Regions from separate parts of the Homo sapiens genome. Here region 2 is linked to region 1. The links are chromatin contacts, found by Hi-C or POLR2A ChIA-PET in ENCODE. All regions are on one chromosome and are shown on one strand. The core of a region is the stretch at or near the end of the contact, and the rest is flanking DNA. Distances in the headings are between cores, read along the strand shown.

What was found. Hi-C counts contacts between places; a loop is a spot of excess contacts on that map. ChIA-PET counts read pairs that join two places held with the same protein, here RNA polymerase II (POLR2A). Pooled maps may share reads with other maps.
Region 2: a loop to region 1 is called in a map of endothelial cell of umbilical vein, with 2.8 times the contacts of the local background. The contact joins the promoter of PDGFDDN here to the enhancer-like site in region 1. A Hi-C loop is called at or near these places in 2 of 168 maps with a recorded cell type or tissue (Right ventricle myocardium inferior and endothelial cell of umbilical vein), 2 of 37 single-sample maps with no recorded cell type and 2 of 50 pooled maps. POLR2A ChIA-PET finds 5 or more read pairs at or near these places in 1 of 52 experiments (endothelial cell of umbilical vein).

Annotation. Positions count from the first base shown.
Region 1 is chr11:103,734,274-103,740,916 of GRCh38, forward strand. No RefSeq gene overlaps it. Among named protein-coding and RNA genes, the nearest start is that of MIR4693, 110 kb to the right of the region's middle. RefSeq lists an enhancer at 4,899-5,444. Within about 2 kb of position 2,903, at least 4 of the 41 ENCODE cell types and tissues checked have a DNase peak (open chromatin) inside an H3K27ac peak, as active enhancers do.
Region 2 is chr11:103,902,929-103,909,571 of GRCh38, forward strand. It overlaps PDGFDDN (PDGFD downstream neighbor), which reads right to left and starts at 3,942. Exons shown (of 4, transcript XR_947960.3): 1 at 1,752-3,942. PDGFD (platelet derived growth factor D) reads right to left here. Exons shown (of 7, transcript NM_025208.5): 7 at 4,261-6,643. RefSeq lists enhancers at 1,123-1,212, 1,633-1,802.

The DNA of each region.
Region 1 (6,643 bases), core at 1,653-4,152:
GAGAGAGGGAAGAATTATTATGTATACACACTGTGCTAGGTGCTGAACCCTTATTAAAGGTGAATAAGATCTAAGATCTGGTTGAGTCAAACATTGCTTGGTGTGAATGCCAGATATGAAAAACAAATACGATATTATTGAGAATAAAGAGAGGTAAGAAAGGGGAAGAAAAAGGATTAAATTAACATTGAGCTTGGAATCAACTAGCCTCATAATTCTAAACATAGAGTGGGCAATTAAATTTGGGAAGCAGATCATACAGTGGATAGAAAGACCATAAACATTAAATCCCACCTCACTGACATGCACAATATTTGTAATAATAAATAGTTGTCATAGTGACATCTAGATAAATATCAAAACAAAACCAACAAAATACCAAACAAACAGAAAATCAGACCAGCCCAGGAAATACAAAAACATCCCAGAAGTAGCCAATAGACAATTCAAGGCAGCTGACTAGGAAGGGTGGAGGGAACTCAGCCCTCTCATCTTTGAGTGAGATTTACTTTCCTAGGGTGCTCACTGGATCCAAGATGGTGCCCTGATTCCATCTCCAGTGTAGAGTGCCCATTGGGCACTCAGGAATTTGTCTTACCCCTGTGAAGAGCCTGGACCATTGGCATTGTGGCAGAAGAACAAGGAGACAGACAGAAGGGATCACTTAACCCAGTTGCTCCAAAAGCCTGTGAAATAAGAATTTGCCTACCTCTCTTCAAGGAAATTTTAGGACATATGTCCTCCTGGTGTGAGTTGTGGGTTTCCTATCCAAAGGCCAAATGCATGGGCTGGCTTTTGTGCACCCAGCCACATGCATAAGATTAATAAGTGTTTGCAGTCTCCCAAGCCTGGTGTGAAAACCACAAAGTAGGACATTGTGCCTTAACAGGTTGTACATGTGAGTTTCAACTTTACATTGATCTTCTATGGATAACTTTAAAGCTTTTTTTTTTTTAATTTGTGTTTCCAGTAGTCAACTTTGAAAAATATCATGATCAAAGGTAAGATGCTATTGCATGAAACATTTAAATTACATTTCTTGGAAACTGACTTTGGAGATTTGTTCCTTGATTCCAGTGTTTTAATCATCTTGCTCGGTGACCTGCTGCATGACTCATCCTGATCCCTAGAGGCTTTCTCTCTTCTTTCTACCTAGATGTTCAACTCTCTTCTTTCTACCTGGAAGTAGTATTTTGTTCATTGCACTTGGTAAGTTCGGACAGGGTCAAATCCTGCCTCTGCCAGTTACCAGGTCTTTCACTCTGGACAAATTATTTAGCCTTTCTGTCTTCTTTTGGGGATGTTAACAAGAATACACATCACAGAGGACTAAAGTAAGGATTGAAGAAGATTGTGTATGCAAAGCACTTAGCACTGTGCCTGACTCACAGTAGTACTCAATACATGCTATTTTTACATGCTTCTGGCACAGGCAGCCCTGACTTACAAATACCTGATTTACTGTGCCCTGTACACGTGAAGAGGATGAAACATTACGAAGGCACTCCAAGAGCCTGCTGCCAACACCAGAAACCCGACTGTTCTAGCTAAACCCCTGATTGCTTCTAAACCAATTACTCAGAAGATGCACAATTCACAGTTTCAGAATCCATATACAGTTCACCAGTCCTCTGTCTGCCTAACTCAATCTCATACCATCACAGAACTAGAACACTTAGATTAGGGCGTCTGGGGTCTATGTTTTTGGCATTCTGCCTCAGAATGAGTGTCCTGATGTTGATACCAGGAGCCAAAAATGCAAATTAAGAAGGGTGATCATGGACCAGCTTGTGGCCTAATGGGGCAGAGGTAACTAACATGTGTGGTCCCAGACTATTATAAGGAACAATTCAATTAAGCCCCAATATGTGCTTTCCAAACCCAAAGGGCACTATACCAGGCAAAGTGTCTTGCCCTTAAATTTGAAGGGGAGCGAAAAATACCAAACTGTAAAATATCTTCATTGGGTTTGTTCCCCTAGCTCCCTGCATTTGCATGAACATGCTAGTCAGTTCAGAATCCTGTGTTTATACCTTTCATTTGGTCAGAAAGATAAAAGATATAAAGAAAGTTTCCCTATTTCTCTTCCCAACTGGCTCCCTGTGTCTGAGTTCCAAGCCACAGCATGTGACAATGGGAAATCTTATCTGTTCCAGTTATTTGCTCTTTGTAGATCTAAAACAGTTTAAGTTATAACAGCATTCCCTAGGCCTTCAGCACAAATAATTCACACTTGCAACCACACTCACAGTTACCGCAGTGTGGTATCATAAAGACTTCAGTTCTGCAAGAGACACTAAATTTAATACCAGCCTTCAGGAGCCAAAAGCCATTGCTCAGTCCTTTGCAGAGAAACCGATTTAATTAAGATGTTTTATGTCCACTTTTACACTTTTAAATGTAGAAATCTAAACATCTATAATATTAAATAATTCTGTCTTTAGAAGCATATTTTTCTCAAAAAAAAAAAAAAAAAAACCAGACTGGCAGGTTTTCATTTACACAAAATATTCCAGCATCAAGAGCCTTCTCAATTAGTTGCCAGGCTTCACTTTGTCTCAGTAAATTAGCAGAATGTAAATGAGCCAAGGTCCATGAAAAATCTCCTCATTGATTGCTTCTCTTGGTTTTGCCTCAAACCCTTCAGGGCTCGAATATTTGACAGTACGCTTTCAACTTACACACTATTTGCATGAAACTGACAGAGCTTTAAAATTTTTTTTTTTAGTCAGAGTGCCTAGAAATGCTCACAATGCATTTTAACAAGTGATAGGCCAGTCTTTCTTCAGGAATATTTGCTTTGAAAGGGTAAGAAATAATTAGACTAGCATGTGCTATCTTTGGTGAGGGTTGGCAACTTAGAACTTGGGAGCTGTTGGCAGGCCCTGGCAGTCATTGTTGGTGTTGTGGGAAGCCTTTCCAGAAGTGTGTCCAAAAATTGTAAGTGGACTCGTTCTGACCTTTTCTGGCCCTGGTCCCACCCTGTTAAAACAAGGTTTTCAGGGTAGGATTCCAAAAGGCAGAGTTGAGGTAGGAAAGCGGGACAGGATGTCATGGAGTGGAAAAAAAAATCACCAATAGTCTAGGGAATTGGGACCTCATTTGAGTCCCGGTTCTGACACTATGTGACCTTGGACAAGCTACTATTCCTGACAACAGCTTCCCCTGGGCTGTGGTACAGAGAGATTGCATGTTGGAGCAATTCCTAGCACCCACCAGTTATAGCACTGTTACTTCTACAAAAGAAAACATATAGAAATGCAAGTAAAAGCTAGGTTCTTACAGAGATAACATGGAACGCACATAAATTTCTTTTTAGAAAAAAATTACTGGCAAATTTTGGTAGTTTATTATTAGTTATCCAATTATACATAACACCCCTGTAGCCCTGTGGCTGAGAGCCAATGATGTTTCACTCTCCAAATGTAATATTTAATTATTGGAAGACTTTTCTGAGAGTTACCTTGATACAGAGGTTTAACTAAAAAAGCAAAAGTTGAACTCTCTCATCTGTAAGTGGGAATCAGCAACAATGACTGCTCCATCCTCTAGGGTTTGCTGTGAGGAGCTATAGAATGTTGCTGAATATAAAGGGCTTTGTGTAAGTGGAAAGGGGGTATCCGTGCATAGATGCCTGGAATGCTGTGTGCAGGATTGGAGGCACCACAGAGAGAGCATGAAGGTATGTGGATTAACATCACGAGGCAGGATGGGAGAGACTCTTGCGGAGAGGCCCAGGGCCCACAGTTGCTGGCAGAGCTCCCAGCAGAAACCTTGGCATGCAGTAAGAGATCTGTAGGTATCCACTGAATGGATGAATGAGTGAATGTTTCAATGAGTAAGTGAATGAATGGTGGAACAAAACTACACAATAGGTTCTGGATTATGAGTTCCAAAACAATGGATTACATTGAAACTCCTATTTCACCCTTGAGCTCTGGTGCATGTGCTAGGTCTGAGAGGGATGGTTCCAGTGACAGATGTTTATGACCAGTCTCAGTAATAGGAAGCAGAGTGTAGAGATTTAGGGCAGGGGCTTTTACATCAGATTGCCTGGGTCCAAATCCCAGATCTACCATGAGCTATTTGAGATGCTCATCATTATCTCTAACACTTCTGTGCCTTAGTTTCTGTAATATGGGGAAGAAGATGGTAATGAAGATGATGAAGATGATGGTGACTACCTCATAATATTCTCATAAGGATTAAATGAGTCAGTACACACAAAGTGTTTAGACAGTGCTTGAAGTTCTCAAAAAATTTTAGTTATTGCATTTGGACAATGAAGTATCATTGGGACCTAACTGTTTGCACTATACTTATAAATATATATATACTACTTCTAAGCAGTTTCACTTGAACTTGAGTGGGAGTTCATGCCCTGGGGAATAAAAAGGCTTAGTATTTGAAGTCAGGGAAACAAAGCCTGAAAACTTGCTCTGATTCTTACTGAGTAAACTTGGACAAATAAATCATTTTTCCTTTTTGAGGCCCAATTCCCAACATGCAAAACAGGGAAAGTAATGATGATACCTTATATGGCTGTCATGAGGAGTAAATTAAATAATACATATGAAAGGGATTTATAAACCTTAAAGACTACTTAACAATTATTGTGGGAAGCAGCCAAGATGGCCAAAGAGGAACAGCTCCAGTCTACAGCTCCCAGCGTGAGCGACACAAAAGATGGGTGATTTCTGCATTTCCATCCTAGGTACCAGGTTCATCTCACTAGGGAGTGCCAGACAGTGGGCACAGGACAGTGGGTGCAGCATACCGTACACGAGCTGAAGCAGGGCGAGGCATTGCCTCACTCGGGAAGCACAAGGGGTCAGGAAGTTCCCTTTCCTAGTCAAAGAAAGGGGTGACAGAGGGCACCTGGAAAATGGGGTCACTCCCACCCGAATACTGCGCATTTCCGACGGGCTTAAAAAACGGTGCACCACGAGATTATATCCCGCACATGGCTGGGAAGGTCCTGGCAGCGAGACGCCCACGGAGTCTCCTGATGGCTAGCACAGCAGTCTGAGATCAAACTGCAAGGCAGCAGCGAGGCTGGGGGAGGGGTGCCCGCCATTTCCCAGGCTTGCTTAGGTAAACAAAGCAGCCAGGAAACTCGAACTGGGTGGAGCCCACCACAGCTCAAGGAGGCCTGCCTGCCTCTGTAGGCTCCACCTCTGGGGGCAGGGCACAGACAAACAAAAAGACAGCAGTAACCTCCGCAGACTTAAATGTCCCTGTCTGACAGCTTTGAAGAGAGCAGTGGTTCTCCCAGTACACAGCTGGAGATCTGAGAACGGGCAGAATGCCTCTTCAAGTGGGTCCCTGACCCCCCACCCCCGAGCAGCCTAACTGGGAGGCACCCCCCAGTAGGGGCAGACTGACACCTCACACGGCTAGGTAGTCCTCTGAGACAAAACTTCCAGAGGAAGGCTCCAATTAAAAGACACAGACTGGCAAATTGGATAAAGACTCAAGACCCATCAGTGTGCTCTATTCAGGAAACCCATCTCATGTGCAGAGACACATAGAGGCTCAAAATAAAAGGATGGAGGAAGATCTACCAAGCAAATGGAAAACAAAAAAAGGCAGGGGTTGCAATCCTAGTCTCTGATAAAACAGACTTTAAAACGACAAAGTTCAAAAGAGACAAAGAAGGCCATTACATAATGGTAAAGGGATCAATTCAACAAGAAGAGCTAACTATCCTAAATATATATGCACCCAATACAAGAGCACCCAGATTCATAAAGCAAGTCCTAAGAGACCCACAAAGAGTCTTAGACTGCCACACAATAATAATGGGAGACTTTAACACCCCACTGTCAATATTAGACGGATCAACGAGACAGAATGTTAACAAGGATACCCAGGAATTGAACTCAGCTCTGCACCCAGCGGACCTAATAGACATCTACAGAACTCTCCACCCCAAATCAACAGAATATACATTTTTTTCAGCACCACACCACACCTATTCCAAAATTGACCACATAGTTGGAAGTAAAGCTCTCCTCAGCAAATGTAAAAGAACAGAAATTATAACAAACTGTCTCTCAGACCACAGTGCAATCAAACTAGAACTCAGGATTAGGAAACTCACTCAAAACCACTCAACCACATGGAAACTGAACAACCTGCTCCTGAATGACTACTCGGTACATAATGAAATGAAGGCAGAAATAAAGATGTTCTTTGAAACCAATGAGAACAAAGATACAACATACCAGAATCTCTGGGACACATTCAAAGCAGTGTGTAGAGGCAAATTTATAGCACTAAATGCCCACAAGAGAAAGCAGGAAAGATCCAAAATTGACACCCTAACATCACAATTAAAAGAACTAGAAAAGCAAGAGCAAACACATTCAAAAGCTAGCAGAAGGCAAGAAATAACTAAAATCAGAGCAGAACTGAAGGAAATAGAGAAACAAAAAACCCTTCAAAAAATTAATGAATCCAGGAGCTGGTTTTTTGAAAGGATCAACAAAATTGATAGACCACTAGCAAGACTAATAAAGAAGAAAAGAGAGAAGAATCAAATAGACGCAATAAAAAATGATAAAGGGGATATCACCACCGATCCCACAGAAATACAAACTACCATCAGAGAATGCTACAAACACCTCTACACAAATAAACT
Region 2 (6,643 bases), core at 2,692-5,191, 170 kb after region 1:
ACATGTATACGTATGTAACAAACCTGCACGTTGTGCACATGTACCCTAAAACTTAAAGTATAATAAAAATAAAAATAAAAGAAAGGAGTATTTCTGAGCAGATAAATCTGTAGGTGTTTCTCATACCTTCTCTGCCATAGTCGATAAAACTGACCCAGACTCTTTGCAACAATTTCTTCCTCTGGCACTTAGAACATTTTTATATTCTCACAATTGCCCTGTGATTCTTCCCCTTTCAGTTTTCACCCTCCCCTAAGTATCTGGACTGTTCCTGTGTTTTGTAATACCACTGTATATTGCTGACTTCTAAATTTACATCTGTCTCAGACCCTTCTTCTTAGCTCCAGACCCACAGACCTAACTGCCTACTTAATATCTCCAATTGGATATATCAAATGTCACTTGGAATTAATACCTCACACTGAATTCTTAATCTATCCTAAATCTCCTTCTCTTTGCATGTCCCCCATCTCAATAAATGGCACCTCTATCTGCACAGTTTGTTATGCCAGAAGCCTTGGAAAAATCCTTGCTATCTTCTATCTTCTTTTGCCTCAGTCTAATATATCCCCAACTCTGATAAATTAAAGATTCAAACTATTTCTTTAATATAGCTAGATTTTTTTTCATTTTTATTGCTACCATTTAATGTCACACTCTCCTTTCACTTTGCTTCTAACATTTATTCAACTTTCTGTTCCTGCTCTAATGTCATCTTCTCACAGAACCCTTCCTTGTCCTCTGATCTGGATTCCACCTTTTACTGTCATCACACATTATGCTTTTGCTTTTCACAAATGTATTGGGTTACATATGTAATTATTTGTTTAGTGTCTAGTCTTCTCTAGCCTCATGTAATGTCTTCTCTAGCTTGATAAAGGCAGGAAATACGTTTGTTTTATTTTCCTGTGAATCTGCTGTATTTAGCACAGGGCTGGACCTTTAGCCCTCAGTCAGTACTTAATACCTTTTCAGAACACATTTTTATGAGCTTTAGAAACTAGTCTTCTTCCCTCTTAATGGTTATGGAGGTCTTTCAGGTTCTGTGTATCTTCTTATGGTTTCAGCTTTGACCCTGAGAATGACTCCCTTTCAATGTTACAAGACCTGGCTCCTCTTCTTGGAGACATGCTTGCAAAATTCACCCCTCCTTCCTGCCTCCCTGGTTTTCCCACAAGAATTCTCTTGAACTCACATGACTTCTTCCTACAGGAGATCTCCAAGCCTGCACCTCCAGCCCATCCAACCACAAAGAACTTTGAAACCTCTTAACCTGTCTTGTCATCTTAGTTCATGCAAATAGCAACCCCTAGAGATTTGTAGTGCACAGCCTGAACAACCACAGGGGCAAACTTCCCTTCCTGTCTCTGAAGTCTCGCTTTATCCTTATTGTCTCACCCCTAGAACTTCAAGGAGCCTCATAACTCATAGCCCAATCCCTACTCTTTCTGTAGACCCATTTTCGAAAATGCAGAATTGCAGAATTGTTCTGCCGGAAGACACCTCCAGAACATCTTACATATCTGAGTGTGTAAATGAGGAAACATAGGTTTAGAAAGTGGCAGGCTAGTCACTACAACCAAGACCTTCTAACTTTCTGTCTGGTGCTCTATGACACATACAGCCCCCACTGTGCTCAGAGGTCCTCATGGAGCTTCCTTTACTAAATGTAAAAGACTAAATTCATTTGCCTACAGTTTCCTTTTCTTTCCTTTCGATCACTTTATATTTTCTGAACTGCCCACACTTACCTTATGCATTTTTGCTGGGAGACCTTTGTTCTTCCTGTTGATCTTACCTAGAATATCTTTCTCTAGTTTTATCCTCTGTTGTGAATCTTGTGTTTCAAGCCTCAAAGCATGTCTGATACATAGCGGGCTTTAATGTATTTGCTGTTGAATGAATGAATGAAACATGTAATTTAGTCAATTTTCCCCATATTGACTGTGGCTAAATTTCTATTGACAGAAGTCAACAAATATCTACCACCATATCCTGAAGTTTGCACCAAAGTGGACAGTACTGAAAAATATGCACCTGATGTGTTTGACTCTCAAAAAGCAGTGATTTCTTAAAGCAGTTGGGAATTTTACCCTATTAATTGCTCACTTGGGTAACCATGCAGTTGATCTCCTCGACTGATCTATCTCCTGTCTTTCCCAAAGCAGATATTGATCCTGATTTTCTCTGATTTGAAGACTGACAAGTAGAGGCAGGTGAGAAAGGAAGCCTGTGGGAGACACAGGGAGAAAGGAAAGTCTAGAAAGACACTAGAAGGCCTGAAGAGGAGAAATTTATACTATGACCTCAACCAGAAACAGGTTAGAGACCTTAGTTCTTAAAAGGGAACTTGTATTGTAGGTATTATTTAAAATGTAAATTGAATCCAAGAATGATTTTAACATTTGGTTTCTGGTCACTAAACCTGGCAATAAGTATAAACAGTTTAAAATAATCACAAAGTCAAATGATTTTGCTAGAAAATGAAGATTTCTTGGTCCACAGCTTGTTGCACTGAGTATATTAACCTATGTTAAGAAGTTAGCTCCACTCTCTTTTAATGTAGTCTGCTAAATAATTTTTAGACATCTCTATAGAAATGAAATTTATTCAAAAAAAGGACACAAATTAGTTTGCAAAATTCAGAAATATAACTGGAAAAGCAAGCATAAAGTCTTACATTAAGTGGTTAGTTGCTTATCCCTTGTTGATGCCTATTTTATTTGAGAGATATCCCAGTTGTGCTATGCTAAGTTTTGAAGGTCTGTGTAGTCTTTAACTTGATCTTTAAAAACAACAGAATTTGAGTGAATGTCAATAAAACCAGTGAATTATAAATATTCTGTCTTCTAGCATGTTTGACTAGGGCTGCCAATAAACAAAATTATATTTCCTAGGACTTCAGGCATGAATACTAATCTATTGAATTTTAATTTAATATTCTATGAGGAACCTAGGAGAGTATCAACAATTTAGACATCTGTTGAGTTATTCTCAGAATAAAACTGGACATGTGAACATTTCAGGAAATGAAATAAAATTCTTAATGTCTTTGTATTAAAATGCAACATATATACATACATATATACACATATATTCACATATATATACATATATATATTACTATTATGACTTTTTACCTAAAAACCCCAGTTACTTGAATTAGCTATTAGGCACAGAATTATTCGACCCTGTCCCCATCCCTCTCCCATGCTCACACACTAGCTAGTATTTCTGATGGTAAAATTAATTCTTGCCACAGAATACAGGTCTTTACTCCCATTCCCCAAATGACCTAAAACCACTAAAATGGCAGAGTTTCATTCAACACTGCAGCTGCTATTTTGTCTCCAGCAGGATGATATAAAGATTAGGCTATAATCAAAAGCAAAAATTCTTGCATGTGCATTGCAGCTAGAAGAGCTCTCTTTATGCTATGTGCCTCTTCACAAATTACAAAGCAAATGATATAGGAGTGTAGCTCCTAAACTGGTCTGTCTGAACTGATAACACTGAATCACTAGTTGGCTGGGGTGTCCACCCAGATGGGAAAAGGAGGTGGATAAAAGGGAAATGAGGTTGTAATGTTGTTGACTTCAGGCCTCAAGGAAGAGACAGCTGTGGATTTTCTTAGGTGAGGAACAATGTCAGAGGAGAACATAATTCATTATAAGACTCATGGGGAAACAGTCAAATGAAGAAGCAACAAAGCAGCAACAAAACCAAACCCAAGTCTTGCCCCACTGTGCAGCTGCAGGACAAAGACAGAACAGAAGCCTGTAATTGGGGAACAAAGTGTTGTTCTTTCGGGCATTATAAAATGAAGCCTTCAGAAATCACTCAATCTTGTCATTCCAAACAGTTTGATGCATTTGTGAAAAAAAGTTTTCCTTTTTTTTTTTTTTGAAAGGAGTCTTGTTCTGCAGCCCAGGCTGGAGTGCAGTGGCGTGATCTCGGCTTACTGCAACCTCTGCCTCCCGGTTCAAGTGATTCTCCTGCCTCAATCTCCTGAGTAGCTGGGACTAAAGGCGCCCACCACCACACCTGGCTCATTTTTGTATTTTTAGTAGAGACAGGGTTTCGCCATGTTGACCAGGATGGTCTCGATCTCCGTGTGATCCACCCCCTCGGCCTCCCCAAGTGCTAGGATTACAGGCTTGAGCCCCCGCGTCCAGCTGGAAGTTTTCTTTTCTTTTTTTTTTTCTTTTTTAGCAGTGTACACCTTTTAAAACTGCAATTGAGTACTAAATAATGGAGTAGTTTTGTTCAAAAGCAATATTTATTTTTCATGAAGATAAGAGGCATATTACATTCGCTATAGAAAATGCTATGAGAGGAAAAAGCTGCATGTTACCGATATGACAAAAAACATAAAAAACTCTACTTATGAAAGTGTTTTGCCCTATAAGAACATATTCAATAAAAGGCATTATTCCAGGTGAATGAGCCATGCGGAAATGTGGATTTATTAGGGTTTGTTTTGAAATGTAATTTGTACGGCCAGCTTTTTATTCCTTTGATGGCTATCAAATAGATTTATTGGCTACATGTTAGAAGTGCAAAAGATAACAGGTAACCAAGGGAGAAGTTTTAATAAAACTCTCAGGAAAGGCAAAGAAAAGTGAGTGAATATGCCTGCTTACATTTCAGCTAATAAATAAAAAGTGCAGATAGGGCTTTAACTGAAAACCTTGCTGGTTATTGCAGCCTGGAAGGTTTATTGAAAACTGGGTAGAACACTCTCATTTTTTATATTTACAGCTACATTGTGAGCTGTTCAGGTTAGAGTGATGTAACGTTCATTTTGACTTTGGTACAGGAAACTGATGTTTTCACAGGAAACTTGCAAAGCAGTTATGAAGAGGAAGAGCGTTCTTAATTATTAGTGTCTGCCTGAGCTATTTCTGATTGTGTTCTGGGATTTTAGAGAATTGAACAATAGAGTATTTAATTTTACCACTCCCCTCTTGAGTAAAAACATCAGACACTTTTAGGAAAGTTTTAGAAGGTACATCTTCAATAAGCAGAGATCTTTCATCTCAAATAACTGGGAAGAATTGCACTGCTTAAGAATAGTTGAACTTGGACCTGAGAGCACCATACTTAGAAATCTAAGTATATTTAGGTCACTCATCTAACACTGGGACTTTACCAGCCCTGTCACCCAAACTGGTTGTAGTTAGTAGGACCACAAAGTCACTGAAGAAATCTGCTTTCCTTTTAACTTTCAAGGCAATAAGAAAAATGTAGTTCTCTGTTAGCAGTCCCTGAGCTATCTGAATTTCGGTGTTTCTCTCTTAAGCCTCTTGCTTTGGAGGATGATGAATCATTTCCTACTCCTGGAGTTAGTCTCCTTTAAAACAGACACAAAGGAGGCAGAGAGAAAAAATTACTCTAAATACCATTAACCAATGTAAAACAGTTTTCTATTAAACAGTAGGACAGCAGGGCCAAACTTGTGTTACCACAATTGACAACTGGCTTCTTAAAGCAAGCTCCATAGATTAAGAACCATAGCCTCTAGGACTGATTTTACTTGGTTCAGAAACAGGAAATCAGAACAGTGAGCAAGTATACGATTAGAAATTTACATTAATAAAATGTGATTTTTTTGATACACAAAAGCTTTTAGGTTGTAAATAATCTATGATGGCCTGCCAAATATAAAATGCCATTATAAATCCATGTCTATATTTCAAAAAGACGGGAACACAAAAGCAAGATACATTAAATTAATTGGTGTAGTTTGGAGAGTTCGAATCCATTATTAGATATGGATCCTATCAAATATCCCACCTAATTTCCAGTTACGTCGATGTTTCAATGTTCACTTTTTAAGTTCTCAACTACCCACATCTTTCACTGAACACCATCTGGAAAGGTTCATACAGAATGCCCATGCCATTCTTGAAAGGATTTGCTTTTGTGGAGGGGTTTTGCAAAGAAAAACAATTCAAAATTCTGTTACAGCTTATACATTGTCTTTTGTAGGACTATAATAAAAAACCTTCTAAGTAAGTTTTTGAGATAGGTGTTAAATGAATAAGCATGCCTCAGCAAAATGCATAAAAAACACAATGATTTAATTTCTAAAGCACTTATATTATTATGGCATGGTTTTGGAGACAGGTTATTATAGTCCACATAGGTAAGTATGCAGTGCTTCTCATGGAAAAAATGCTTAGGTATTGGCCTTTTCTCTGGAAACCATATTTTTCCTTTTTTAATAATCAACTAAGATGTATATGTAAGAAAGCCTCATCTTTTGATTTTTAATATACAAGATGCTTTCTTTAAGAGAGCAAGATTCAAAATTGTTTTGTGTTTCAAAATTTAAAAATAAATTTATCTCCTAAATTTTCTAAAGACATGTTTCATATATTTGACCATCCCTTATTTTGGCAAAGGATTTTAAGAGTCTAACTCAAACATATGTAAGCTCTGGTGTACCTGGTTATATATACCAAAAAAAACATTTGATCTATATACACATAGACATGAATATATTTCTGTGTGTGTTTGTGCATATATAACCTCAAACACTATTATTAAATGCAATCCTATATTCTTAGGTATAGAAGTTGATGATATACCTTTCTACTTGCCATGGCATTAACAAAGCAAGGCTGAGACTCAGCAACCA